Linked DNA regions of Homo sapiens: regions 1, 3 and 4 are each linked to region 2. The links are chromatin contacts, found by Hi-C or POLR2A ChIA-PET in ENCODE. All regions are on one chromosome and are shown on one strand. Each heading gives the region's core, a stretch centred on a gene start or an enhancer-like site at or near the end of the contact. The rest is flanking DNA. Distances are from core to core; before and after follow the strand shown.

What was found. A loop is a pair of places that touch in the nucleus more often than their neighbours do. ChIA-PET counts read pairs that join two places held with the same protein, here RNA polymerase II (POLR2A). Pooled maps may share reads with other maps.
Region 1: a loop to region 2 is called in a map of naive thymus-derived CD4-positive, alpha-beta T cell, with 21 times the contacts of the local background. The contact joins the enhancer-like site here to the promoter of PLAUR in region 2. A Hi-C loop is called at or near these places in 1 of 168 maps with a recorded cell type or tissue (naive thymus-derived CD4-positive, alpha-beta T cell) and 6 of 50 pooled maps. POLR2A ChIA-PET finds 5 or more read pairs at or near these places in 1 of 52 experiments (RWPE1).
Region 3: a pooled map shows a loop between it and region 2 (10-fold over the local background). The contact joins the promoter of NECTIN2 here to the promoter of PLAUR in region 2. A Hi-C loop is called at or near these places in 6 of 50 pooled maps. POLR2A ChIA-PET finds 5 or more read pairs at or near these places in 4 of 52 experiments (AG04449, IMR-90, PC-9 and 1 more).
Region 4: a loop to region 2 is called in a pooled map, with 9 times the contacts of the local background. The contact joins the enhancer-like site here to the promoter of PLAUR in region 2. A Hi-C loop is called at or near these places in 5 of 50 pooled maps.

What each region holds. Positions count from the first base shown.
Region 1 is chr19:44,766,087-44,772,480 of GRCh38, forward strand. No RefSeq gene overlaps it. Among named protein-coding and RNA genes, the nearest start is that of CBLC, 8.6 kb to the right of the region's middle. Within about 2 kb of position 4,650, at least 4 of the 41 ENCODE cell types and tissues checked have a DNase peak (open chromatin) inside an H3K27ac peak, as active enhancers do.
Region 2 is chr19:43,668,863-43,675,729 of GRCh38, forward strand. It overlaps PLAUR (plasminogen activator, urokinase receptor), which reads right to left and starts at 1,307. Exons shown (of 7, transcript NM_002659.4): 1 at 1,204-1,307. The coding sequence starts at 1,258. LOC124904724 (a long non-coding RNA gene) reads left to right here. Exons shown (of 3, transcript XR_007067264.1): 1 at 1-321; 2 at 1,164-1,618. RefSeq lists silencers at 1-35, 76-155 and enhancers at 1,076-1,375, 6,572-6,671.
Region 3 is chr19:44,841,453-44,848,195 of GRCh38, forward strand. NECTIN2 (nectin cell adhesion molecule 2) reads left to right here and starts at 4,845. Exons shown (of 9, transcript NM_001042724.2): 1 at 4,845-5,161. The coding sequence starts at 5,074. RefSeq lists silencers at 3,209-3,608, 4,476-4,525, 4,606-4,685, 4,816-4,915 and an enhancer at 6,555-6,743.
Region 4 is chr19:44,688,744-44,695,370 of GRCh38, forward strand. No RefSeq gene overlaps it. Among named protein-coding and RNA genes, the nearest start is that of CEACAM16, 7.1 kb to the right of the region's middle. RefSeq lists enhancers at 464-965, 966-1,465, 3,691-3,760. Within about 2 kb of position 3,513, at least 23 of the 41 ENCODE cell types and tissues checked have a DNase peak (open chromatin) inside an H3K27ac peak, as active enhancers do.

The DNA of each region.
Region 1 (6,394 bases), core at 3,400-5,899, 1.1 Mb after region 2:
AGTCATAGCTACTCGGGAGGGAGGCTGAGGCATGAGGATCACTTGAGCCCAGGAGTTTGAGACCAGCCTGGGCAATGTAGTGAGACCCCATCTCTTGAAAGAGTGAAGTGACTCGCATCTGTAATTCCAGCACTTTTGGAGGCCAAGGCAGGAGAATTGCTTGAGCCCAGGAGTTTGAGATCAGCCTGGGCCACATAGCAAGATCCTCTCTCTACAATAAAAAAAAAAAAATTATATTAGGTGCCTGTGGTCCTAGCTATTCAAAGGCTGAGGCAGGGTGCAGTGGCTCACGCCTGTAATCCCAGAAGTTTGGGAGGCCGAGACAGGCGGATCACAAGGTCAGGAGATCCAGATCATCCTGGCTAACATGGTGAAACCCCGTCTCTACTAAAAATACAAAAACAAAATTAGCGAGGCGTGGTGGCAGGCACCTGTAGTCCCAGCTACTCGGGAGGCTGAGGCGGGAGAATGGGGTGAACCTGGGAGGCGGAGCTTGCGGTGAGCTGAGATCGCACCACTGCACTCCAGCCTGGGTGACAGAGGAGACTCCATCTCAAAAAAAAAAAAAAAAAAGGCCGAGAGGAGTTTGAAGCTGCAATGAGCTATGATTGCACCACTGCACTCCAGCCTAGACAACAGAGAGAGACCCTATCTTTAAAAAATATATAAAACAAAGAGCCTGAGTAACATGGCAAAAGCCTGGGTAACATGGCGAAACCCTATCTCTACAAAAAAAAACGCAAAAATTAACCAGGCATGGTAGCGTGCATCTGTAGTCCCAGCTACTCAGGAGGCTGAGGTAGGAGGACCACTTGACACCGAGAGGTCAGGGCTACAGTGACCTATGACTGCACCACTATGCTCCAGCCTGGGTGACAGAGTGAGACCCTGTCTTTAAAAATATAATAAATAAAAGAAGAAATATAGTAGCTTTTTTTTTTTTGAGACAGAGTCTTGCTCTGTCACCCAGGTTGGAGTGCAGTGGCAAAATCTCAGTTCACTGCAACCTCTGCCTCCCAGGTTCAAGCGATTCTCCTGCCTCAGCCTCCCGAGTAGCTGGGATTACAGGAGCCTGCCACCACGCCCGGCTAATTTTTGTATTTTTAGTAGTGATGGAGTTTCGCCATGTTGGTCAGGCTGGTCTTGAACTCCCGACCTCAGGTGATCACCCACCTTGGCCTCCCAAAGTGCTGGGATTACAGGCATGAGCTACCACGTCCACCCAATAGTAGCTTAAATAAGATGAAAGTCTATTTTTCTCTCATGTAAAGGCCCAGCGAACACCCGCATCTAGAATAGTAGCCAAGGATGTCAGAGATCGAGGCTCCTTCTACCTGGTTGTTCTGCTGCCCTCACCTCACACTTCCATTGTGTGGTCCAAAATGGCTGCTCCAGCTCCCACCATCACATCCACATTCCAACCACTGGGAAGAAGAAACAAAAGTCAATCGCATGCCCCTACCTTTAAAGCTACAACCCAGAAGTCATACACATCATACACATCACATCCTATTTGGCCAGAATTTAGTCACATGACCACACCTATCACAACAGAGGCTGGGAAATGTGGTTTTATCTGGGCAGCATGTACCCAGCCAAAATTCAGGGGTTCTGCTACAAAAGGAAGAGGAGAGAATGGTTATTGAGGGGCCGCACATGTATCTGTCACAACCAGGGCTCTGCCACCAAATGACTAAATGACTCAAGGTGAAGTGACTTCACCACACTGAGCCTCAGTTTCCTCACCTGTAAGAAGGGAATCCCCCCGACCCCTTGGGGTTGATGGGTTGTTGGGCATTTAATGAGAGTGTGAGTGTCAGGCACTTAGCCCAGGACCTGGCCCATCATCAGTCTGGAGTGTGTTGGAAGTCCTCTTGTGCTTGTGGGTCTAGGCTGTGGGTGATGTGGCTTTTCGTGTATGAGAAACCGTCCCGGGGCTTGAGAGCTGAACCCAGCACTGAACTTTATAAGTAACTTCTCTAAAACAAGGGATCTGGCCTCTGTACACATGGAAATCCCCACTCAGCCTCCTAGACCTTGGGACTAGGCACATGTCCTTCCACAGTCTTCCCCCTTCCGCTGGAGAAAGGCAGACTCCAAAGATGGAGGAAGGGTCCTGCTTGGGGTCTCCAGCCTCCCAGCCTTCACAGAATTAAGCACTCATAGCCTGGCCAACATGGTGAAACCCCGTCTGTTCTAAAAATACAAAAATGTGCTGGATATGGTGGCACACATCTGTAGTCCCAGCTACTAGGGAGACTGAAGTGGGAGGATTGCTTGAACCTGGGAGGGGGAGGTTGCAGTGAGCCAAGATCGTGCCACTGCACTCCAGCCTGGGTGACAGAAAAATAATAATAATAATTCAATCACTCACCCCTCAACTTCCAAAGCTCCTCATGGGTGACAGTCCCAGCATTCCGGGGACAGCTCTAACGCCAGAAGTCATACCTTCAATGCATTTCTCGGGGCTCCACTCGCTTGTCCTCACCACATTGAGTAAACCCAGAAAGACAGAGGACATCTCTCCTAGATGCGTGTGTGAAATCTGCCAGATTCTAAATGCCTGGGACATTCCAAAAAGTGACTTTAAGAGCATTGGCCGGGCACAGTGGCTCACACCTGTAATCCCAACCCTTTGGGAGGCTGAGGTGGGAGGACAGACTGAGCCCTGGAGTTCAAGACCATCCTGGGCAACATGGGTAGACCCCGGCTCTAACCCCGAACATGGTGGCACGTGCCTGCAGTCCCAGATACTCAGAAGGCTGAGGTGGGAGGATCGCTTAAGCCCAGGAGGTTGAGGCTGCAGTGAGCTGTGACCATGCCACTGCACTCCAGCCTGAGTGACAGCGAGAGACTTTGCCTCAAACACACACACACAGAGTCAGGGGACGGTGGCTTACACCTGTAATCCCAGCACTTTGGGAGGCCAAGGTGAGTGGATTGGCCAGGAGTTCAAGACCAGCCTGGGCAACATGGCAAAATCCCATCTCTACAAAAATTAGCCAGGTATGGTGGCACCCACCAACTTGAGAGGCTGAGGTAGAAGGATTGCTTGAACCCAGAGGCAGAGGTTGCAGTGAGCTGTGATTCAGCCACTGCACTCCAGCCTGGGCGACAGAGGGAGACTGTCTCAAAAAACAAAAAGAAAAAAAAAGAGTGTGAGAGGTAAACAGAACACATCTTTTCTTTTTTTCATTGTTTGTTTGTTTTTTGAGACGGAGTCTCGCTCTGTCGCCCAGGCTGGAGTGCAGTGGCGTGATCTCAGCTCACTGCAAGCTCCGCCTCCTGGGTTCATGCCATTCCCCTGCCTCAGCCTCCCAAGTAGCTGGGACTACAGGCGCCCGCCACCACGCCCGGATAATTTTTTATATTTTTAGTAGAGATGGGGTTTCACCGTGTTAGCCAGGATGGTCTCGATCTCCTGACTTCATGATCCGCCCGCCTCGGCCTCCCAAAGTGCTGGGATTATAGGCATGAGCCACCGCGCAGCCGAACACATCTGTTCTTTAAGTGTGTTTTCAGACCTTCACATAAGCCAGACTTTTACTTTATAGAAAGGGAAACTGTGGCCCAGGGATGGAAGAGACTGACTTGGTGAATCGATAGGTCTGGGATTCCATGATTCACCATAACCAACCGACCAAATCTGTCAGCATTCTTGGGACAACCAGCATCGTGTGCCTCCTGATATCATGTACAGAGAAGGACACAGCATCACTTCTGTAACACTCCTGCCACCAGAATCTAATCACAAGGAAACATCACACAAACCCAAATCAAGGAGACCTTCTCCAAAAGAACTAGCCTATAATCTTCAAAAATGTCAATTCCATGAAAAACAAAGAAAGGCCAAGGAACCGTACCAGACTGAAGGAAACCGAAGAGATGAAAACTTTTTGCTATGACAGATAGTTTGGGGACAGCTGGCAATTTGCATACAGGCTGCACTGTTGGATACTACTGTCACTGAGAAATGTACACTGCTCCTCTGTACTGTGGTGGTGTAAGAGAACGTCCTTACACTTGGAAATGCAACTGAAGCATTTAGAGGCAAAGGGACGTAATGTCTGAAACTATTCTTGCAACTTCTCTGTAACTTTAAAATAATTTCAAAAGAAAAACAAATGATTTCAAAGTAAAAGTCATGGTTTAAGAGTCTGTGATTTTGGCCAGGCGCGGTGGCTCTCGCCTGTAATCCCAGCACTTTGGGAGGCCGAGGCGGGCAGATCACTTGAAGTCAGGAGTTCGAGACCAGCCTGGCCAACATGGTGAAACTCCGTCTCTACTAAAAATACAAAAAATTAGCCAGGTGTGGTGAGATGCGCCTGTAATACCAGCTACTCGGGAGCGTGAGGCACGAGAATCGCTTGAACCCGGGAGGCGGAGGTTGCAGTGACTAGAGTTCGCGCTACTGCACTCCAGCCTGGGCGACAGAGCGAGACTCAGTCTCAAAAAAAAAAAAAAAGAAAAGAAAAGTCTATGGTTTAAGGTTCTGTGTTTCCGAGTATCTCTAAGTCTGTGCATGCATTTGTGGTCAGAGTCTGGGGAGCTGGGGGCGTGAATGGGCTGCTTCAGACACTGCTTTGAGGGTGTGACCAGGACCTGAGGGTGTGGTTAAGGTGTAGGGGTGGGGCTAGGCCCTTGGGGGTGGGACCACAGTCCCAGAGGCGTGGCCAGGGCCTCGAAGGTATGGCCATAGTTTGAGGCGTGGCCGAGAAACTCCGTTCCCAAGGGAGGTGGTAACTCTGTGCTCAGAGCGCCCTCTTGTGGCTATCCTCAGGTCTCCACTTTTTATTCAATAGCTTTATTTCGTTTTATTTTTTTCAACTTTCATTTTAGATTCAGGGAGTACATGTGCAGGCTTGTTACCTGGGTATATTGCATGATGCTGAGGTTTGGGGTACGACTGATCCCGTCACCCAGGTACTGAGCATAGTACCCAACAGTTTTTCAACCCTTGCCCCCTCCCTTCTTCCCTCCCCACTTTAGCAGTCCCCAGTTTCTATTGTTGCCATCTTTATGTCCCTGAGTACTCAACGTTTAGCTCCCACTTACAAGTAAGAATGAGCGGTATTTGGCTTTTTCATCCAGCCTAACTGTTTTATTGAGATATAATGTGTATACCATACAATTTACCTCTTTAAAGTGTACAATTCTGGCCGGGCGCAGTGGCTCATGCCTGTAATCCCACCACTTTGGGAGGCCGAGGTGGGAGAATTACTTGAACTCAGGAGTTCAAGACCAGCCTGGGCAACACAGAGAGACCTCGTCTCTATAAAAATAAAAATAAAATTTTAAAAAGTGTACAATTCAGTGACTTTAGTATATTCACAAAATAGTGCAATTATCACCAGACTTTTTTTTTTTTTTTTTTTTTTGAGATGGAGTCTAGCTCTGTCGCCCAGGCTGGAGTGCAATGGTTCAGTCTCAGCTCACTGCAACCTCTGCCTCCCAGGTTCATGCCATTCTCCTGTCTCAGCCTCCCGAGTAGCTAGGATTACAGGTGCATGCCGCCATGCCCGGCTAATTTTTTATACTTTAGTAGAGACAGGGTTTCACTGTGTTGCCCAGGCTAGTCTCGAACTCCTGAGCTCAAGCAATCCACCTGCCTCAGCATCCCAAAGTGCTGGGATTACAGGCGTGAGCCACCATGCCTGCCTCACCAGATTCTATTTTAAAACAGTTGTTCACCCCAAAAAGAAACCTCATACCCATTAGTAGTCACTCCCTATTTCCCCTCAACACCCTTCCAGCTCTAGACAACCCATAACATACTCTCCCTTTTTTGTATTTTTGGACATAACATAGTTGTACATATTGTGGGGGTACATGTGATGTTTTGATACATGTATACAATGTGCAATGATGAAATCAGGGTAACTGGGATATCCATCACCTCGTTTATCTTTTCTTTGTGTTTAGAACATCACAATTATTCTCTTGTAGCTTTTTTTTTTTTTTTTTTTTTTTTTTGAGATGGAGTCTCGCACCGTCGCCCAGGCTGGAGTGCAGTGGCGCGATCTCAGCTCAATGCAAGCTCCGCCTCCCGAGTTCACGCCATTCTCTGCCTCAGCCTCCAGACTAGCTGGGACTACAGGCGCCCGCCACCAGGCCCGGCTAATTTTTTGTATATTTAGTAGAGACGTGGGTAACACGGTAAGACGTAGTAACACGGGGTTTCACCGTGTTAGCCAGGATGGTCTTGTTCTCCTGACCTCGTGATCCACCCGCCTCTGCCTCCCAAAGTGCTGGGATTACAGGCGTGAGCTACTGCGGCCGGCCCCCCCACCTTTTTTTTTTTTTTTGAGATGGAATCTTGCTCTGTCACCCAAGTTGGAGTGCAACGGCACTATCTCAGCTCACTGAAACCTCCACCTCCCGGGATCAAGAGATT
Region 2 (6,867 bases), core at 57-2,556:
TCTGTAACCTCTCCCGTAGCTCTTCCTTGAGGTTCCAGCCCCGCCCTCTGGCTCCTCCCCGACACTCTCTCCCCGCCCCAGGCTCCGCCCCGAGATTGCAGCCCAGTCCCTAGGCCCGGTCCCCGACCTCCGGGCCTTCCCGGACATCCCTTTCCAGCTGCGCGTTCGGAGTATCCCGGAGCTGTTACTCATTCCCGGCCTCCCGCGGTCTCGAGCGCTTTCCGGGTTATTCATCGCGGCCCCAACACCCTGTGGCCACCCGCCCTGACTCAGTTCCTTCTCGAATTCCTCGACCCAGAGCCCCCCACATTTTCCGGGGAAGTAAGTGAGAGTCGCCTCAGTGAGAGGGAAAGGTCCTGAGGGACAGTCCCGGGTCTCCAGCACTGGCTCTGCGCCGCTCAGTCAGCCTCCCTTTGGGCCTTTTGTAAAAGGGGGTCCTGTCCCCCCGTTTCTCAGAGGGGGAGACCCAGCAGCGTGGAGAGCGCTGGGGGGCGCTGCAGGGTCAGATCCTGCGTATTCAAGCACTGGCTGTGTGATTTTAGGCCAGTTATCTAACCTCTCTGTGCCCTAGTTTCCTCTGCGAAACGAAATTAATAAAGTCCCATCGCCTAGTTTGAAATTGCAAGGAAGAGGCTTCGAAGAACTCCATTTAAAAAAAGAACACTTGGGCCGGGCGCGGTGGCTCACGCCTGTAATCCCAGCAGTTTGGGAGGCCGAGGCAGGTGGATCATCTGAGGTCAGGAGATTGAGACCATCCTGGCTAACAGAGTGAAACCCGGTCTCCACTAAAAATACAGAAATTAGCCGGGCGCGATGGCAGGCGCCTGTAATCCCAGCTACCCAGGAGGCTGAGGCAGGAGAATCGCTTGAACCCGGGCGGCAGAGGTTGCAGTGAGCCGAGATCGCGCCACTGCACTCCAGCCTGGGCGACAGAGTGAGACTCTGTCAAAAAAAAAAAAAAAAAAAAAAAAGCACTCACTAAATTATGTAAAGCTAAATGCCTTTGCTCCACTAATATTTCCTTAGCTACTGAGTGCCAGGTACTGCGCCGCGTGGCGTTGCACAAAGCACGAGAATTACTATTATTTGATTAGGGAGGATGCTGAGGACTGAACCGCATTCCTCCAACTCATCCTCTGACAACCCCCAACCCCCTCAATTAGACCCTGTTCCAGGCGCAGGCGTTCGGGACCCAGCCCCTACCTGGGACGCAGGTGTGGAGCAGCAGCAGCAGCGGCAGCAGCGGCGGGTGACCCATGTCGCGAGGGCAGCTCCTGTGCGCGGGGTCCCTGCACGTCTTCTCTCCTTCTGGCCTCAGGAAGGAGGCAGTTTTGTGGCCCCAGGGACTCCTCCCAGACGTTTTGCGAAAGAGCGAGTCAGCCCCAGATGCGTGGGCGCCTCCCCCTCCTCCCGTACGAACCTCCTCCGCCACAAACTTCCCTTCCCGGGGCGCGGCCGGCTGGTGGTGAAGGGGCTGGCTCGGCCCTGACTCATGGAGTTGTGATCACAGCTCTGTCCCCAGATTGCCTGGGTGCAAATCCCAGTTCTCTCTCTTCCTAACGTGGGACCCGGGGCAATCGCTCTCCACTGCTGTAAAATGAGGATAAAAACTTTGACGGTAAATATGAATGTGGCTGATTATTTGGCTAACAGGATTTTTGTTAGTTTTGTCAGGAGGGATACTGGTATTTTGGAAAATGTCCTTATCTAGAGATGCATCCTGAAATATGCATCTCTTAAACACTTAAAACACTTAACCCTTGCTTTGCTTCCCGCTGTGCCCCCAGCTCCTGGACCAGTGCCCAGCACGAAGTAGGTCCTTGGTAAATGTTAAAGGAATGTGTTGAGCCCTCCATTTTGGCCAGCAGCTATTCCAGGCATTGCACCTACATTAAAACACTTAATGGTGAAACCCCGTCTCTACTAAAAATACAAAAATTAGCCGGGCGTAGTGGCGTGTGTGTGTTACTTAGGAGGCTGAGGCAGGAGAATCGCTTGAACCCGGGAGGCGGAGGTTGGGTTGCAGTGAGCCGAGATCGTGCCACTGCACTCCAGCCTGGCAACAGAACAAGACTCCTTCTCACAGAAAAAAAAAAAAAAAAAAAAAAAGACACTTCAGCCAAAAAAGTAGATATCACTGTTACGACAATGGCTGTATGCTTAGGTGGGATTCTGGTTTTTGTTTGTTTGTTTGTTTTTGCAGATGCTTACTAGAGTATTTAGTGGTGAATGTTATTGATGTCTGCATTTTTTGTTGTTGTTGTTTTGGGGATTTTTGTTTTGTTTTTTCTTTTTCTTTTGTTTTCATTTTGATGTCTGTATTTATTTTATAATATTTTAGAAGAGGTCAGATGAGGTGGCTCATGCCTGTAACACCAATGCTTTGGGAAGCCAAGGCAGGAGGATCACTTGGGGCCAGGAGTTCAAGATCAGCTTGGGAAACATAAAGAGCCCTCATCTTTCCAAAAGAAATTAAAAATAAAATAAAATTAGCTGGGTGCAGTGGCCCGTACTTGTAGTCCTAGGTAGTTGGGAGGCTAAGGTGGGAGGACCGCTTGAACCTGGGAACTGGAAGCTGCAGTGAGCTATGATTGCACCACTGCACTCCAACCTGGGCAACAGAGCGAGACCCTGTCTCAAAAAAATAATAAATAAATAAATACTTGAGTAGAAAATAAAGGCAAAATAGCCAAATGGTTGTATCAATTATATAAAGGTAATCAGTATATAAGGGCATATTATGCCATTCTGTCTCCTTTTCTGTGGGTTTGAAAAGGCTTATAATAAGTTTTTTCTTTCTTTTTATTATTTATTTATTTATTTATTGAGACGAAGTCTCACTCTGTCACCCAGGCTAGAGTGCAGTGGTGCAATCTCGGCCACTGCAATCTCCGCCTCCTGGGTTCATGCAATTCTCCTGCCTCAGCCTCCTGAGTAACTGGGATTACAGGGGCACGCCAGCACACCCGGCTAATTTTTGTATTTTTAGTAGAGATGGGGTTTCACCATGTTGGTCAGGGTGGTCTCGAACTCCTGACCTCAGGTGATCCACCTGCCTTGTCCTTCCAAAGTGCTGGGATTACAGGCATGAGCCACTGCACCTGGCCAAGTTTTTTTTTTTTTTAAGTAAAATAAAATACTAAAGATAAAATTGTCTCCCCGTCTTAGGATGCATCTAACTAAACAGAGCAATTTAATGTAGGTGCAATGCCTGGAATAGCTGCTGGCCGAAATGGAGGGCTCAACACATTCCTTTAACATCTACCAAGGACCTACTTTGTGCTGGGCACTGGTCCAGGAGCTAGGGGCACAGCAGGACGCAAAGCAAAGTTCCCACCTTTTGTTGTGTTGACAGTGGGGAGCAGATATGTGTTATCTAATCTTTCACTGTCTGAGAGGGATAAGCAAACTGGAGAAAACAAAGCAGGCTGAAGGAAGTATCTGGGTGCAAATGAGGTGTGAGCTGTTTTAGGTGGGTGATCCAGGAGGGGTTCCCTGAGCAAGTGGCATTCAAGCAGAGGCTGAATGCAGTGAGGGAAGAAGTAGGGCAGATGGGCAGGGAACCTTTCCAAGGAGCAGGAACAACCAGTGCAAAGGCCTTGAGGTGGAAGCCTGATGAGATTCTAGGAACAGAAGAGATGTCAGTGTGGCTGGAACAGATTAGGAGAGGAAGAGAGTCGTAGGGGATGAGTAAGTGGTAGCTACTTCTACTGCTGTAATAATGATTATACTATGTGATTTGTTGTCGTTGTTGTTGTTGTTTTTGAGACAGAGTCTCACTTTGTCTCCCAGGCTGGATGCAATGGCGTGGTCTCGGCTCACTGCAACTTCCACCTCCCAGGTTCAAGGGATTCTCATGCATGCCTGGCTATTTTTTTTTTTTTTTTGAGTCGGAGTTTCTTTCTTGTTACCCAGGCTGGAGTGCAATGGCACGGTCTCGGCTCACTGCAACTTCTGCCTCCCAGGTTCAAGAGGTTCTCCTGCCTCAGCCTCCTGAGTAGCTGAGATTACAGGCATTCTCCACCATGCCTGGCGAATTTTTTGCATTTTTAGTAGAGATGGGGTTTCACCATGCTGGCCAGACTGGTCTTGAACTCCTGACTTCAGGTGATCCACCCGCCTCAGCCTCCCAAAATGCTGGGATTACAGGCTTGAACCACTGCGCCCAGCCCTAATTTTTGTATTCTTAGTAGAGATGGGGTTTCGCCATGTCGGCTAGGCTGGTCTCGAACTCCTGACTTCAGATGATCAACCTGCCTCAGCCTCCCAAAGTGCTGGGATTACAGGGGTGAGCCACCGCACCCGGCCCTAATTTTTGTATTGTTAGTAGAGATGGGGTTTCACCATGTCTGCCAGGCTGGTCTCTAACTCCTGACTACAGGTGATCCACCCACCTTGGCCTCCCAAATTGCTGAAATTACAGACATGAGCTACCGCTTCCAGCCTGTACTATGTGATTCTTACTAACTCATTGAAGCTGTAAGCTAATGATTTTAAGATAAGGTTAGAAAACAAAAAACAAAAAAACTCCCAATGGTGAGCACAGTGGTTCATGCCTATAATCTCAGCACTTTGGGAGGCGAAGGCTGGAGGATTGCTTGAGCTCAGGGGTTCGAGACCACCCTGGGCAACATAGTAAGACCTTGTATCTATAAAAAAATAAAATTACAGCCTGGACAACATAGCGAGACCTTGTCTCTATGAAAAATAGAAAAATTAGCCAGGTGTCGTGGTGCACACTTGTGGTCTCAGCTACTCTCTGGTTGAGGTGGGAGGATCACTTGAGCCCCAGGGGTTTGAGGCTGCAGTGAGCCAAAATCGAGCTACTGAACTCGAGCCTGGGCAACAAAAGTGAGACTGAAAAAAAAAAAAAAAAGAACTCCCAGAGAATTTCCTAAGAGGTAGTATAGCCCAATGGTTAAGAGTGTGGGAGCTGGTCTCAGATTGTGAAAATCTAAATTGCATCTACATATTGGCTGTGTCACCTCTAGCAGGTTACTTAATCTATCTCTGTGCCCAAGCCCCTTATCTGGAAAGTAGAGATAGCAAGTATCACCCTCCCAGGGCTGGTGTACTGCGGAGGTAAAAGAATCCACCTAAAATGACTGAGCATGGTGGCTCATGTCTATAATACCAGTGCTTTGGGAGACCAAGGCAGGTGGATCACTTGAGGTCAGGAGTTCAAGACCAGCCTGGCCACCATGGCAAAACCCTGTCTCTACTAAAAAATACAAAAAAATTAGCTAGGTGTGGTGGCATGCACCTGTAGTCCCAGCTACGCAGGAGGCTGAGGCACGAGAATTGCTTGAACCTGGGAGGCAGAGATTGCAGTGAGCCGAGATCGCACCACTCCACTCCAGCCTGTGCGACAGAGCTAGACTCCATCTAAAACAAACAAACAAACAAACAAAAAGAAGAATGCTCCTAAGATGCTTGCCACAGTGCCTGGTACATAGTATGTGCTCAATAAAAGCGATAGCTGCCAGTATTATCATTGTTGCAACTCTGGACATTCACCTCTTCCTGGAGTAGGAAGGGAGATGGAGGCCTGTCATTGAGTCTGACGTCAACAGTTATCACGCGTCAGCTGCTGAAGTGGGCACTTCCCTGGCTGGGTCACCCTGGGCCAATGACATTCTTCTTTCTGAGCCTCAGTTTTCTCAGCTGGAGAAGGGGATCCCTCTTGGGCTGGTGTGAAAACTAAACTAGATCGGAATGTACATGAGGTGGGGAAATAGACAGTTGGGGTGTTGGTCCAAGCAGGCTTGAGACCCAGCTCAGCCACTTGCTTCTGGGTGACCCTGGGCAGATGGCTTCACTCCATCAATCCCCGGCTTTGCCACCTATGAAATGGGTCTGGGGTGGGTAGGGGGCATCTCTCAGTGAAGAGAAAACTCAGGTTTGAGGGTCATGCGGAGCTGTGTGCTGTGCTGCTACCACTTCCTGGTGGGATGACCTCACTTCTCTAAGCCACAATTTCCCAATTTCCCTTTTTTTTTTTTTTTTTTTTTTTTTGAGACAGAGGCATGATCATAGCTCACTGCTGCCTTGAACTCCTGGGCTCAAGCGAAACTCCCACTTCAGCCTCCTGAGTAGTTGGGACCTAGGGGTGTGCACCACCATGCCTGGCTATTTTCTCATATTTCGTGTTTTTTGTAGAGATGGAGCCTTGGTCTGTTCCCCAGGCTGGTCTTGAACTGCTGGGTTCGAGTGATCCTCCCGCCTTGGCCTCCCAAAGTGGTGGGATTACAGGTGTGAGCCACTATGCTCAGCCAATTTCCTCTTTAACGAATGAGAGGTATTTCAGAGCCCACTCATCCCTGCCCAAGGCTGCCCTCGCCTCCTGAAATTTCTGTCTCTCCCTGTGTCTTTGTCTTTTTCTATCTCTCTGTTTTGTTGTTTTCTTTGTCTCTGTCCCTCTTTCTCTCTCTCAATGCCTATCTCTCTCTCTCTCCAACTCTATCACTTTCTCTCTCTGTACCTCGATCTCTGTATCTGTTTGTCTCTCTCTTCATGTCTTTTTATCTCTGCTTCTCCCTTTTCTCTGTCTCTCCCCATGGCTCTCTTTCTCTTTCTGTGTCATTGTTTCTGTTTCTCTTTCTGATTCTTTCTCTCTGTCTCTCCCTCAAGTGACACACACACACACCTGTAAGGTTCTGCTGACGTGTAAAGGGAAGGGAAATGCAGGGATCAGGACCTGGACACTCTCCAGAAACACGGCAGGGATGTCGGCTCCTTCCTCCTCGTGACTCACCTGGGCCTCACCCAGCTCTTGCCTGCCTGCGGGATCATGGGTGAGGCCCATGGGTTTCGGGGGCTTCCCCAGCCTGTGGAGAGGAGAATTTCAGGCAGAGACAGAGAGGGTGA
Region 3 (6,743 bases), core at 3,595-6,094, 1.2 Mb after region 2:
AACTCCCCAGGCGGGCGTGGAACCCACCCAGTCATTTGTCACCAAACTTGGTGCTCAGCCTCATGCTTGTGACCCAAGGGTGTGAAACTCCAGCCTACACCTCTGGGGCATTTTTTTCTTTCTTTTTTTTTTTTTCCTTTTTTTTTTGGCAGAGCCTTGCTGTCACCCAGGCTGGAGTGCAGTGGCACAATCTTGGCTCACTGCAACCTCCACCTCCCGGGTTCAAGCGATTCTCCGGCTTCAGTCTCCCAAGTAGCTGGGATTATAGGCACCCGCCACCACATCCTGCTAATTTTTGTATTTTCAGTAGAGACAGGGTTTCACCACGTAGGCCAAGCTGGTCTCAAACTCCTGACCTCAGGTGATCCATCTGTCTCGGCCTCCCAAAGTACTGGGATTACAGGCTTGAGCCACCATGGCCAGCCTCCTGGGGCTTTCTTCCTGGGCTCATCCCTGCTCACAAAGAACAGCCAGGAGAGAGCTAAGCCCACTCATTCGTAGGCCAGGAGAAAGGAGGTGCTAGAGGCCTTCCTAGAAGAAGACTTCCTGGGGACTGGTTCTTTTGTTCAATGGATAAACGGGGGTCCCAGGATTTTGCAAAGCAAGTTAGTAGCAAGGCTGGCACTAAAACCCAGAGGTCCTGGTCCACAAACCTGGCCTCAGATTGGGGAGAGAAGGTCAGAGAGATCTAAAGCACATTTATTGCCAGGCGCGATGGCTCACACCTGTAATCCCAGCACTTTGGGAGGCTGAGGTGAGAGGATCACTTGAGGGCAGGAGTTCAAGACCAGCCTGGGCAACAAAGCGAGAATCAAATTCTACAAAACATTTAAAAATGCACCGAGCAGCCGGGCACAGTGGCTCACGCCTGTAATCCCAGCACTTTGGGAGGCCGAGGCAGGTGGAGCACGAGGTCAGGAGATCGAGACCATCCTGGCTAAGACCATGAAACCTCGTCTCTACTAAAAATACAAAAAATCAGCTGGGCGTGGTGGCAGGCACCTGTAGTCCCAGCTACTCGAGAGGCTGAGGCAGGAGAATGGCATGAACCTGGGAGGCGGAGCTTGCACTGAGCCAAGATCGCGCCACTGCACTCCAGCCTGGGCGACAGAGCAGAGACTGTCTCAAAAAAAAAAAATGCACCGAGCATAGTGGCACATGCCTGTAGTCCCAGCTACTCAGGAGGCTGAGGCAGAGGATCCCTTGGGCTGGGAAGTTTGAGGTTAGAGGGAGCCAAGATCTGCACTCCAACCTGGGCGACAAAGCACAACCCTGCCTCAAAATTAAATACATAAATAAATTAAGCACATTTATTTATTTTACTGTTTTATTTTATTATTATATATATTTTAAGAGACGGGGCTCTACCATGTTGCCAGGCGTGTCTTGAACCCCTAAATTCAAGTGATCTGCCAGCCTTGGCCTCCCAAAGTGCTGGGATTGCAGACATGAGCCACTGCGCAAGGCCTATTTGTGTATTTATTTATTTTAGAGACAAAATCTCTCTGTCTCCCAGGCTGGAGTGCAGTGGCTCAATCACAGCTCACTGCAGCCTCAACCTCCCTGGGCTCAGGTGATCCTCCCACCTCGGCCTCCCGAGTAGCTGTAGCTGCTATGCATTTATTATGTGTGCGCCTATTTGTCCAGCCATCCTCACACCCAGTTTGTGCCAAGCCTGAGACACAAGCTATCTGGAGCTCACATGGCATGGAGGTTAAAAGCACAGACTGGCCGGGTGCAGTAGCTCACCCCTGTAATCCCAGCACTTTGGGAGGCTAATGCAGGCAGATCACAAGGTCAGGAGTTCGAGACCAGCCTGACCAACATGGTGAAAGCCCGTCACTACTAAAAATACAAAAATTAGCCGGGCGTGGTGGTGCGTGCCTGTAATCCCAGCTACTCAGGAGGCTGAGGCAGGAGAATCACTCAAACCTGGGGGGCGGAGGTTGCAGCGAGCCGAGATTGATTGCGCCACTGCACTCCAGCCTTGGCAACAGAGCCAGACTCCGTCTCAAAAACAAAAAGAGCACAGACCATCCGGGCCCAAAAGAAGCACCCGGCCTGCTATGTGTCTTTGCTGGGTGGCTTGGGGCAAACAACCACCCTGTGCCTCAGTTTACTTTTCAGTGAAATGGGGATCACCATGGTGTCCCCTTCATGGGATCCCTGTGAGGAACTAACTAAGAGAAATAAGGTGCTTAGAAGAGTCAGCTCTGGCTCTGCCATTTTGTTTATTTTTATTTATTTTTAATTTCTATTTTATTTTATGTTTTTCAGACTGAGTCTCACTCTGTTGCCCAGGCTGGAGTGCAGTGGTGCGATCTCGGCTCACTGCAACCTCCAACTCCCGGGTTCAAGCGATTCTCCTGCCTCAGCCTCCCAAGTAGAGACAGGGTTTCACCATGTCGGCCAGGCTGGTCTCGAACTCCTGAACTCAAGTGATCCACCCGCCTCAGCCTCCCAAAGTGCTGGGATTACAGGCGTCAGCCAGGGCGCCCCGCCCTGGCTCTGCCATTTTGTAACTCAGTGAGTCACTTCATCTCTCTGCTTCAGTTTCCCTATCGCCCATGGCGCTGCATGGCTTACATGAGATAATATTCGCAGTGCACTTAGATCAGTGCCTGGCACACGGTAAGTGCTGACTACATGTATTAACAGTATCGTAAGTGCCGGGCGCGGTGGCTCACACCTGCAATCCCAGCATTTTGGGAGGCTGAAGCGGGTGGATCAGGAGGTCAGGAGTTTGAGACCAGCCTGACCAACATGGTGAAACCCCGTCTCTACTAAAAATACAAAAATTAGCCGGGCGTGGTGGCGCGCGCCTGTAATCCCAGCTACTCAGGAGGCTGACTCAGGAGAATCGCTTGAACCCAGGAGGCAGAGGTTGCAGTGAGCCGAGATCGCGCCACTGCCCTCCAGCCTGGGCGACAGAGCGAGACTCCGTCTCAAAGAAAAAAAAAAAAAAAGGATCATAACTAAGACTCGAATGCGGAGGGATAACAGCCTCTGCTACTTGAAACCTAGTCCTTCTGGGGAGGAAAGCCCAGGTGTGTGGCAGGTGGAAGGGAGGGCGAGCCTAGGTGGTCCTCTTGCTAGGGCAAGAAGCCCCCAAGCACCTGCCCCCAGCTGAGCAGCTCCGCGCCTCCTGGCCCTGGACGAACTTGGGCCCAGACTGGCGCTCCGTGGCACCCCCTCCCCCGGCCTCCCGCTTCGCGCCCTCATCCCGCCCCCCGGCGCGGCCTCACCAGCTCCCCCTGGGCAGCCCAAAGAATGCGAAGAGGTAGGTGGGGGTAGGGAGGAGGGCGAGCCGCTGGGAGAGACAAAGGGCCCGAGTCTGAGCGAGAGACACAAAGACGCGAGGAGGCTGGGGAGATAGGGGAAGTGGGACAAGGACGCGGGGAGTGACCAGGTCCGGAGGCCGGACTGGAGCCCAGCCCCACCCAGCCCGGCCGGGCCAGCGCAGCGCGGGGGCCGGTCTCTGCTGCCCCCTGGCGGGTGGCTGCGGTGAGAAGGCGGCGCGGAGCAGGTGTTGGGAGGGGAGGACCAGGGCGCGCAGGGAGGTAGGGAGGGAAGGAAGCAGAGAACAGAGCAGGGACAGAGAGACAGCGAGAGAGACTCGCACGCAGAGACAAGAGACGCCGAGAGGGAGACACAGAGAAAGAGACAGGGACAGAGAGACACAGATAGAGACAGAGAGAGACACACGGAGAGACAGAGACAGAGAAGCACAGAGATAGAGAGGCACAGAGATAGAGACAGAGAAACACAGAGACAGAGAGGCACACAGAGACAGAGAGGCACAGAGACAGGCCGATAGAGACAGAGATACACAGAAATAGAGACAGAGACAGAGAGGCACACAGATAGAGACAGAGAGACACAGAGACAGAGTCAAAGGATGGAAAGAGACATGGGGACCAAGTGACCCAGAAACAGTGACAGACAGGCCGGGCTTGGTGGCTCACGCCTGTAATCCCAGCATCTTGGGAGGCCGAGCCGGGAGGATCGCTTGAGGCCAGCCTCAGCAACATAGTGAGACCCCGCCGCCCCCCCGCCCCGTCTCTTTTATTGAAATAAAGAAACAGTGACTGACAAAGGAAGACCAGAAACAGAGCGACACCGAAGCATGAGGACGGAAAGACCCAGAGAGGCAGAAATACAGGGACAGAGAGGAAGACCCAAAGAGAGTGAGAGAGACACAAAGACACGTAAGAGAGACAGAGAAATCCAGAAAGAAACGAGTGCAGCGACACCTAGAGTTCGGGGCAGAGATTAGAAACGCACGAGGGTACGAGAAACAGGCTCAGGGCGATGGGCTCGACCTGCGGGGAGGTCGCACAACCGGGACGTGCTGGGGGCAGAACCGTAAAGCCCCACGTGCCTCAGGCAACTGTGATGAGAGGACCCGGGCAGGCAGGAAAGGGCAGGATTCGAACTGTGGGTGGGACAGAGGCCAGGACGGACTGAGCTAAGAGACCGAGAGAACTCCGGCTAGGGCGAGGGGCGGGGCTGGTGGAGGCGGGGCTGGTGGGGGCGGAGTCGGCCGGAAGGGCCGAAAGGGGCGTGGCAAGACCTTGGCGAGGCGGCCGGTAGGCAGGGGGCGGGGCGTGGGAACTACTCGGGAGCAGAGGGGGCGTGGCTAGACCTTAGGGGGCGTGGTTTAACGCCGGGAGCGAAGGAGACAGAATTCTTTGGCAGGGGCGACCTTAGAATCCTGGGGAGGAGCGAGAATGGAATCCCGGGGAGGAACAGGGGTGGAATCCGGGGGGCGGGGTCAGAACGCCAGGAGGGGGCGGGGCCGGAGCCAGGGTCGGCTTGACTCGGGGGAGCAGCGGGTGGATCCTGTGACGTCAGCGGGTTCGAACCGCCGGAGCTGAGCGAGAGGCCGGGGGTGCCGAGCCGGGCGGGGAGAGCTGGGCCGGGAGAGCAGAACAGGGAGGCTAGAGCGCAGCGGGAACCGGCCCGGAGCCGGAGCCGGAGCCCCACAGGCACCTACTAAACCGCCCAGCCGATCGGCCCCCACAGAGTGGCCCGCGGGCCTCCGGCCGGGCCCAGTCCCCTCCCGGGCCCTCCATGGCCCGGGCCGCTGCCCTCCTGCCGTCGAGATCGCCGCCGACGCCGCTGCTGTGGCCGCTGCTGCTGCTGCTGCTCCTGGAAACCGGTGAGACGAGCGGACGGCCCCCTGCCCTCGCGCGGACCCCCTCCAACCTTACCTTCCGAGCTGGGGAAGCCGAGCACCTTCCCCGCCCACCCCCGGCTCCCCGAGCCCCCTCTCGCGTGCCCCCTTCCTGGCTGGCCCCACAGACTCCGACCCCCTACACGTCCGATTCTCTCGAGGAGACTCTGACCCCTCCTTTCTGCATCTCTCTCACCACCACCCCCATCCTTCTTAATCCAATTGCCCATCCTACGCCTGCTTGTCTGTCCCCCTCCCCATTTCTCGGATTCCCGCGCCGAAAGGGTTAAATCCCAGGAAGGCCTGGTGCCCCCTCCCCACCCCGCGCCGAGTAGTTCACCCGGATCTGGGTCTCTGTCTCCTCTACCCCTCTCAGGAATGTGGGGAATGTTCCCCCCACCTACCGCAGTAAGGTCTCGAGGAAGAGGCGAGACCACCTCCCTCCCCTATTTTTCCTTCTTCCCGGCTTGGGCGTCTGAGGCCCGGAGAGAACTGAGGACAAGCGGACCTGATTCGGGTCCCTTGGAGGGCTAAGGATAAGAGTTCTGGCGACTTAGGGGGAAGGGCCTGAGCTCGGAGCTCCAACCCCGAACCTCAGGGAGTTGGGGGTTCTGACTCCGTGGACTCCAGAAAAATTAGGGGCCGGGGGCTCCGTCTTCAGGGTCCCTGGTAGAATGGAGGCTAGGCGCTAAGTCTAACTGGGATCTAGGTAAAACTGGGGGCGAGAGAGGATCAAACTTGTAGCTTCTGGATTTAATTGTGGGCAGGGGGCTTCGTTTTCAGGGTTCCCGGCAGAACCGGGGGACAGGAGACTCGATCTCGTGGGCTTCAGACTTAATTGTAGGCAGAGGAACGTCTTCTGAGATCCAAACAGAAGTGCGAGCAGCGGGCCCCGTCTCTTGGGCTCCAGATATGATCAAGGGTCGAAGGCTCTGTCTTGAGGCTGGAGTCTCAGTCGCCTGAGTCCCAGATAGAACGGGAGGCCCCGAGTCCCAGAGGCTGGGAGACTCCTCCCTTTCCCTATGAATGGTCGGGGGCGACGGAGACGTCGCCGGGGAAGTTTTCCTGGTTTCACTCTCGCCGAGCCAGGGAGGGGCGGGGCGGGCGCTCCTGGCTCCGGGTTCCGGACTCCCCGGTTTCGGGACCTTATCTATCCTCTGGTAGCGCCTTTGTCCTCAGAGCCATAGCAGGAGGTGGACGAGTGGAGCCGCCGCCCTTATCCCCCGTCCCTCCCATTGCTATGCCTTGGACCCCCTGGCGTCCTTCCATCCACCCCACTAGGGGAGGAGAGCGGCCCCCCTGGGGAGGGAGGGGCTGGGAGGGAACCCTTGAAAGAGGCGCTGGCCCCGCCCCTTGCAGGTGACCCGGTTGTGTATTCCCAGCGACAAACTCTGGGATGCTAGAGTTTCCCGAGGGTTTGCGCAGAAGAGAGCTCAGGGGGATCTTGGGGGAACCCCGGCCACCTCTCTGGCCTCATTTCCCCCAGGATGGCTCTCACTGGCCTCCCAGCTTTGACCCAGAGCTGGGAACTCCGCTTCCATCCCCTGCCTCTCCCTTCAGGCAGAAA
Region 4 (6,627 bases), core at 2,263-4,762, 1.0 Mb after region 2:
CGGGGTTTCACTGTATTGTCCAGGCTGGTCTCGAACTCCTGACCTCAAGTGATCTGCCTGCCTTGGCCTCCCAAAGTGCTGGGATTACAGGTGTGAGCCATGGCACTCAGCCCGCATTGTATACTTTACATGGATGAATTGTGTGGTATGTGAATTACACCGCAAAACCGTTTAAAAAAGAAGAAAGGGTGGAGCCTTTCTGAACCTATTCTGGTTCAGAGGCTGCCAGATTCGCAAAATATTTTTTAAAAGAAAGAGAGAAATGGGGTGGGGGAGGGAGGAGGAGTGTGGGGGGGAAGAGGTGGAGAAAGAAAAGAAAGAGAAAAAAAAGAAAGAGAGAAAGCAAGCGGGGAGGAAAAGAGGGAGCGAGGGAGTGGGGAGAGAAAGCAGGCGGGTTTGAGAGGTCAGTACTGAGTCGGCAGGAGGGGATAGCTGGAGACCGGGGTCGGGGTGTGTGAGTGGGGACAGTGAACATAAGTGCATCTTGTAGCACCTGATTCATTGTCACTCCAGAAATGTCACCTTCTTTCACTGTTTGGGGTTTGTGCTTATTGGGTCGTCACTATTGCCAGACTTGCTGCAAGAGAGGGTCAGCCCTGAGCCAGCAGGGGGCAGCAGAGCACCACACAGATCATGCACAAGCGCTGCAGCTACCTTGAGCCCCCCCATGCGCCCACCCCGTCTCTGCCCCTTTCTTTACCCCTCTGGGAACCCAGAGAGTCTATCCAGCTCTCCAACCCCAAACCTGGACACCTCCCTCCCCACTCTCACGGCAGGCACCAGGCCCTGCCCTCCAGGCCTCTTGAACTTGGCCTTCCCCAGTACCTGCAGCCCAGCCCTGGGCCAGGCAGCTTCTCTCCCCTCCCTGCCCCAGCCTCCCGCCTGGACTCCTCCCCACTCCCATTCTCCTACCACAGAGCAGCCCAAGGGATCTTTCTAAAGCCCAAACTCAACCTAGCCCCTTCCTGCTCAAAACCATCCATGGCTCCCCAGTGCCTTAGAGTCCAAGCTCCTCACCACTGCCTCCAACGCCTGCAAAGTCCAGGGGACGCTCAGTCTCATCTCTCAGCACCCACCGCCCTCTCACCTTCACCCCTGGTCTACAGTCCCCCAGATTTAACTTCTTTCTGTTTCCCCACACACTGTGTTCCATCTCACTTCCAGGCCCTTGCACACCCCCAGGCACACAGCTCCACTCTTCCTGCCCACCCCATTCACCCTCCAAGTCTCAACTCATACACCTCCTCCTCCAGGAAGCCCTCCTTGACCTCCAAGCTGGGTCAGATCTCTCCTGTGAGCTCACCTACCCCAGCCCCGCCCAGTCTGGGCCATCACTGCCTGGGGATGGGTCTGTCCCGCTGAACTATGAGCCCTATAAGCACAATTGCTATCTCCATCACTGAGGGGCTCCCAGCACTGACCAGCACAAGGCAGAGGCCCAAGGAGTGTGGATGCTCATTATACACATCCTTCCCTTTCCCAACCTAGCAGTCCCCATTCATTCATTGACAAACGTCTGTTGAGCAACTACTATCACCAAACTCTGTTACATGAACTTGACTGGCATGAGAGAGGTGAAGATAAACCAGCCCAGCTCCTACTCTCAGGGAGCTTGAGGTCTAGTAGGGGAGATGACCTGGAACTCAATGTAATAATAATAATTAATAATAAACATTACCGAGCACTTATTATACGCCATGCACTATGCTAAGGGCTTTACATTTATTCACTGATATCCTCACAACGGTTCTGTGAGTGAAGTTATACCATTGAAAGTAATGGCAAAGCCAGGCGCAGTGGCTCACTCCTGTAATCCCAGCACTTTGGGAGGCCGAGGCGGGCAGATCACCTGAGGTCAGGAGTTCGAGACCAGCCTAACCAAGATGGAGAAACCCTGTCTCTACTAAAAATTAGCTGGGCATGGTGGTGCATGCCTGTAATCCCAGCTACTTGGGAGGCTGACGCAAGAAAATCGCTTGAACCCAGGAGGCGGAGGTTGCGGTGAGCTAAGATCGCGCCATTGCACTCCAGCCTGGGCAACAAGAGTGAAACTCTGTCTCAAAAAAAAAAGTAATGGCAAATTGGCTGGGCGCAATGGCTCACTCCTGTAATCTCAGCACTTTGGGAGACCGAGGCGGGCAAATCACAAGGTCAGGAGTTTGAGATCAGCCTGGCCAACATGGTGAAACCCATCTCTACTAAAAATACAAAAAATTAGCTGGGTGTGGTGGCAGGCGCCTGTAATCCTAGCTACTCAGGAGCCTGAGGCAGAAGAATCGCTTGAACCAGGGAGGCAGAGGTTGCAGTGAGCCGATATTGTGCCACTGCCCTCCAGCCTGTGGGACAGAGCAAGACTCCGTCTCAAAAAAAAAAAAAAAAGTAATGGCAAAAGCCACAATTACTTTTGCACCAACCTAGTACTGTGATTATCCCCATTTTACAGATGAGGAAACTGAGGTTAAGTAAGTGAAGCTGACCAGGCAAAGTGGCTTATGCTTTTAATCCCAGGACTTTAGGAGGCAAAGGCAGAAGGACCGCTTGAGCTCAGAAGTCCAAGATGAGCCTGGGTAACAGCGAGACCCAGTCTGCACACACAAAAAAATTTATTTATTTACTTTCATTTATTTATTTATTTATTTATTTTGAGATGGAGCCTCTCCCTGTCACCCAGGCTGGAGTGCGGTGGCACGATCTCGGCTCACTGCAACCTTTGCCTCCTGGGTTCAAGCGATTTCTGGCTTATTTTTGTATTTTTAGTAGAGACGGGGGTTTTACCACGTTGGCCACGCTGGTCTTGAACTCCTGACCTCAAGTGATCCACCCACCTCGGCCTCTCAAAGTGCTGGGATTACTGGCGTGAATTACCGCACTGGGCCAAAAATATTTAAAAATTAGCCAGGCGTGGTGGTGTGTGCCTGTGGTCCCAGCTACCTGGGAGACTGGGGTGGAAGGACTGCTTAACCCCAAGAGGTCAAGGCTGCGGTGAGCTGTGATTGTGCCACCACACTCCAGCCTGGGCGACAGAGCGAGACTCTGTCTCAAAAAAAAAAAAAAAAAGGTGAGGTCACCCAGGGTATCAGTGGACAAGCTGAGAACAAAACCAAAGTTTCTAACACCGAAAATTTGTCTTCTGCTCATCCCAGCCTGAAAGGAAGGTGAACCAAGATGCAATCCATGCCCATTCAAGTGGGGTCTGTGTGTCCAGGCAGAGGTGTCTGCCCTCTACAAAGGGCACAGGGGAGAGAGTGATGCTTAACCCAAAGGAGGTCTCGCTGATGGTGGAATTTCAGGCACCGTGTTTATGTTTGGCCTAATTAGCTTGAGACCAGTGTCCTTGACGGGAACTAAGACGCCCCCCACGCCCATCCCCGGCTCCCAGGCTCTCTCCACCCAAGTTCTGCCCACCAGGGCACACTGCTTCCCTCTGCCACCTCCTCTTCCCACGAGCCCTGGTACACCCTAGATTCTCAGGGCTGTGGCTCCTTGCTTTACAAATGAGTAAGTTGGTGGCAGGGAAGGAAGTGGGCTGGGCCATGACCAAGAGTCACTATGATTCACGGGGAAAACCCTGCCCTCCCGATTCAACTCTGTGTGCAAAAAGGTTTTGTGCGGGTTCCTAGGGTCTCAGGGTCAATGGATGTAGATAGACCACTAGAGGTATACACAGCCACTGTCCACCAACTCTCCCACCCCCCGGGTCTGCCTACAGCCCTGGATGGGGATCCTGTACCGGGGGGGCGGTTGGGGGGTTGGACAGGTGTGGGTTGAGGTGTTGTTTACATGTTGAACACACTGGGGTTCCAGGTAAGTTTCCGTCAGAAGAAAGCACTTCACTGCTGAGGCAGAAATTTCAAAATATTGAACCACTTTTCGATCCTGGCAGAAGGGAATTTTCCCAGGGTGATAAAAGTGTTCTAAAATTAGATTTGAGTGATGGCTGCCCAAAAGGAATTATGATATTATTCAAGAAATCATGGCTTTGCTGAACAACAGAAAACTCGAACACTGAGCATTTGAAGATATTAAGGAATTGTTGATTTTTATGTTCACTGTTTAGGTGAAATGATAGCATTGTGAGTGTGTTATTTTTAAATGAGTCCTTATCTTTTAAAGATACAGGCAGAAATAGCTATAAAATGATCTGATGGCTGGGATTTGCTTTCAAATAATACAGGAGAGGGCCGTGGGTGAGGAGAGGGAACCAGATTGCCTATGAGCTGAGTGATGGGTATGTGGTTGCGAGGGCAGACACCATTCTTCTCTCTGCTTTCGATGGGTGCGTAGAATTTCCCATAATAAAAAGTGGTTTTTAAATTGTTTTGACCATTGGCCTCGCGCGGTGGCTCACGCCTATAATCCCAGCACTTTGGGAGGCAGAGGCAGGCAGATCACTTGAGGGCAGGAGTTCGAGACCAGCCTGGGCAACCTGGTGAAACCCCATCTCTATTGAAAACACATAAAAATTACCCGAGTATAGTGGCATGCGCCTGTAATCCCAGCCACTCGAGAAGCTGAGGCAGGAGAATCGCTTGAACCCGGGAGGCAGAGGTTGCAGTGAGCTGAGGTCGTGCCACTGCACTCCAGCCTGGGCAACAGAGCGAGACTCCATCTCAAAAAAGAAAAAAAAAATTGTTTTAACCATTCTAAAGGAATGAGAAAAGAATTCTACAACTTTTGTTTTTTTGTTTTTTTTTTTGAGACAGAGTCTCACTCTGTCCCCCAGGCTGGAGTGCAGTAGCGTGATCACAACTTACTGCAGCTTCCATCTCCTGGGCTCAAGTGATCCTCCTGCCTCAGCCTCCAGAGTAGCTGGAATTACAGGCATGTGCCACCATACCTGGCTAATTTTTTTTTTTTTTTTTTTGAGATGAAGTTTCACTCTTGTTGCCCAGGCTGGAGTGCAATGGCGGGATCTTGGCTCACTGCAACCTCTGCCTCCTGGGTTCAAGCGATTCTCCTGCCTCAGCCTCCCCAGTCGCTGGGATTACAGGCATGCGCCACCATGCCCAGCTAATTTTGTATTTTTAGTAGAGACGGGGTTTCTCCATGTTGGTCAGGCTGGTCTCGAACTCCCGACCTCAGATGATCTGCCCGCCTCAGCCTCCCAAAGTGCTGGGATTATAGGTGTGAGCCACTGTGCCCAGCCTTTCTTTTTATTTTATTTTTAGTAGAGATGGGACTCACTATGTTGCCCTGGCTGGTCTGAAACTCCTGGGCTCAAGCAATCCTCACACCTCAGCCTCCCAAAATGCTGGGGTTACAGGAGTGAGGCACCATGCCCAACCCAGGCCTAACCATAATTCTAAATCCAAGTCCAACCCCTTCCCACTTTCCTGAAGGGAAAAATGAGGTGCAGAGAGAGGAAGGAACCCCTAACCAGGTCCCTTTAGGGTCCCAAGAGAACCCTGGCACTCTCTGCTGGCCTCCATCCCCCTAACTCTGCCCTTCACTTCCTCCCCTCCAGCACCTTCCAGAAAAGCTCTAGGTGGCTAGTCCCCCTCTGACCACCTTCTCCCACTTTCCCCTGCCCCTCACTCAGCTCCAGTCACACCAGGCTCCCTGCTGTCCTTATGCTCATCAAAGCCCCTCCTGCCCCAGGGCCTTGAATTCACTTGTTGTACCTTCTACCAAAAACACTCTCCTCCCACACACCCACAGGCTCCCTCCTCTGTCGCCTCCTTCAGGCCAGAAAAAGCGCCACCACCACCACCTCCCAAACTAAAACAGCAACCCCTGCTCCTCTCTATCCACTTGCCCTATTTTATTTAATTTTATTTATTTTGAGACACAATCTCACACTGTTGCCCAGGCTGGAATGCAGTGGTGCAATCTCAGTTCACTGCAATCTCCACCTCTTAGGCTCAAGCAATTCTCCCACCTTAGCCTCCCAAGTAGCTGGAATTACTGGTGCACACCACCACCACGCCTGGCTAATTATTGTACTTTTTTGTAGAGATAGGATCTCACTGTGGTGCCCAGGCTGGTCTCAAACGCCTGGCCTAAGCGATCCACCCACCTTGGCCTCCCAAAGTGCTGGGATTACAGGCGTGAGCCCCTGCACCTGACCTATTTTACTTTTTATAGCTTTTATCTCTGCCTGACATTAAATGCCATATCAGGTTTTTTTTATTATTATTATTGCCCATCTCCCTCCAATAGGATTTAGCCCAACAAAGGAAAGGATGTCTCTGTGCAAACAGCCTGGTACATAGTCCATGCTTGACAAATATTTGTTAAATGATTGAATGGCTTGGAAAAACCCAGATGAATGAGGTGAGGAGGGTGGGGACGGGTATCCAAGCACAGGGAACAGCCTATGGAAAGGTCTGGAGCTTCTCCGATCCACCTGCCTCCTCTCCTGCATGGAAGCCTAGGTGCTTTTTTTTTCTGAGACAGAGTCTCACTCTGTCACCCAGGCTGGAGTGCAGTGGTGTGATCTCGGCTCACAGCAACCTCTGACTTCCGGGCTTAAGTGATTCTCCTGCCTCAGCCTCCTAAGTGTCTGGGATTACAGGTGCCCACCACCACACCGGGCTAATTTTGTATTTTTTTTAGTAGAGGTGGGGTTTCTCCATGTCGGTCAGGCTGGTCTCGAACTCCCGACCTCAGGTGATCCACCCGCCTCGG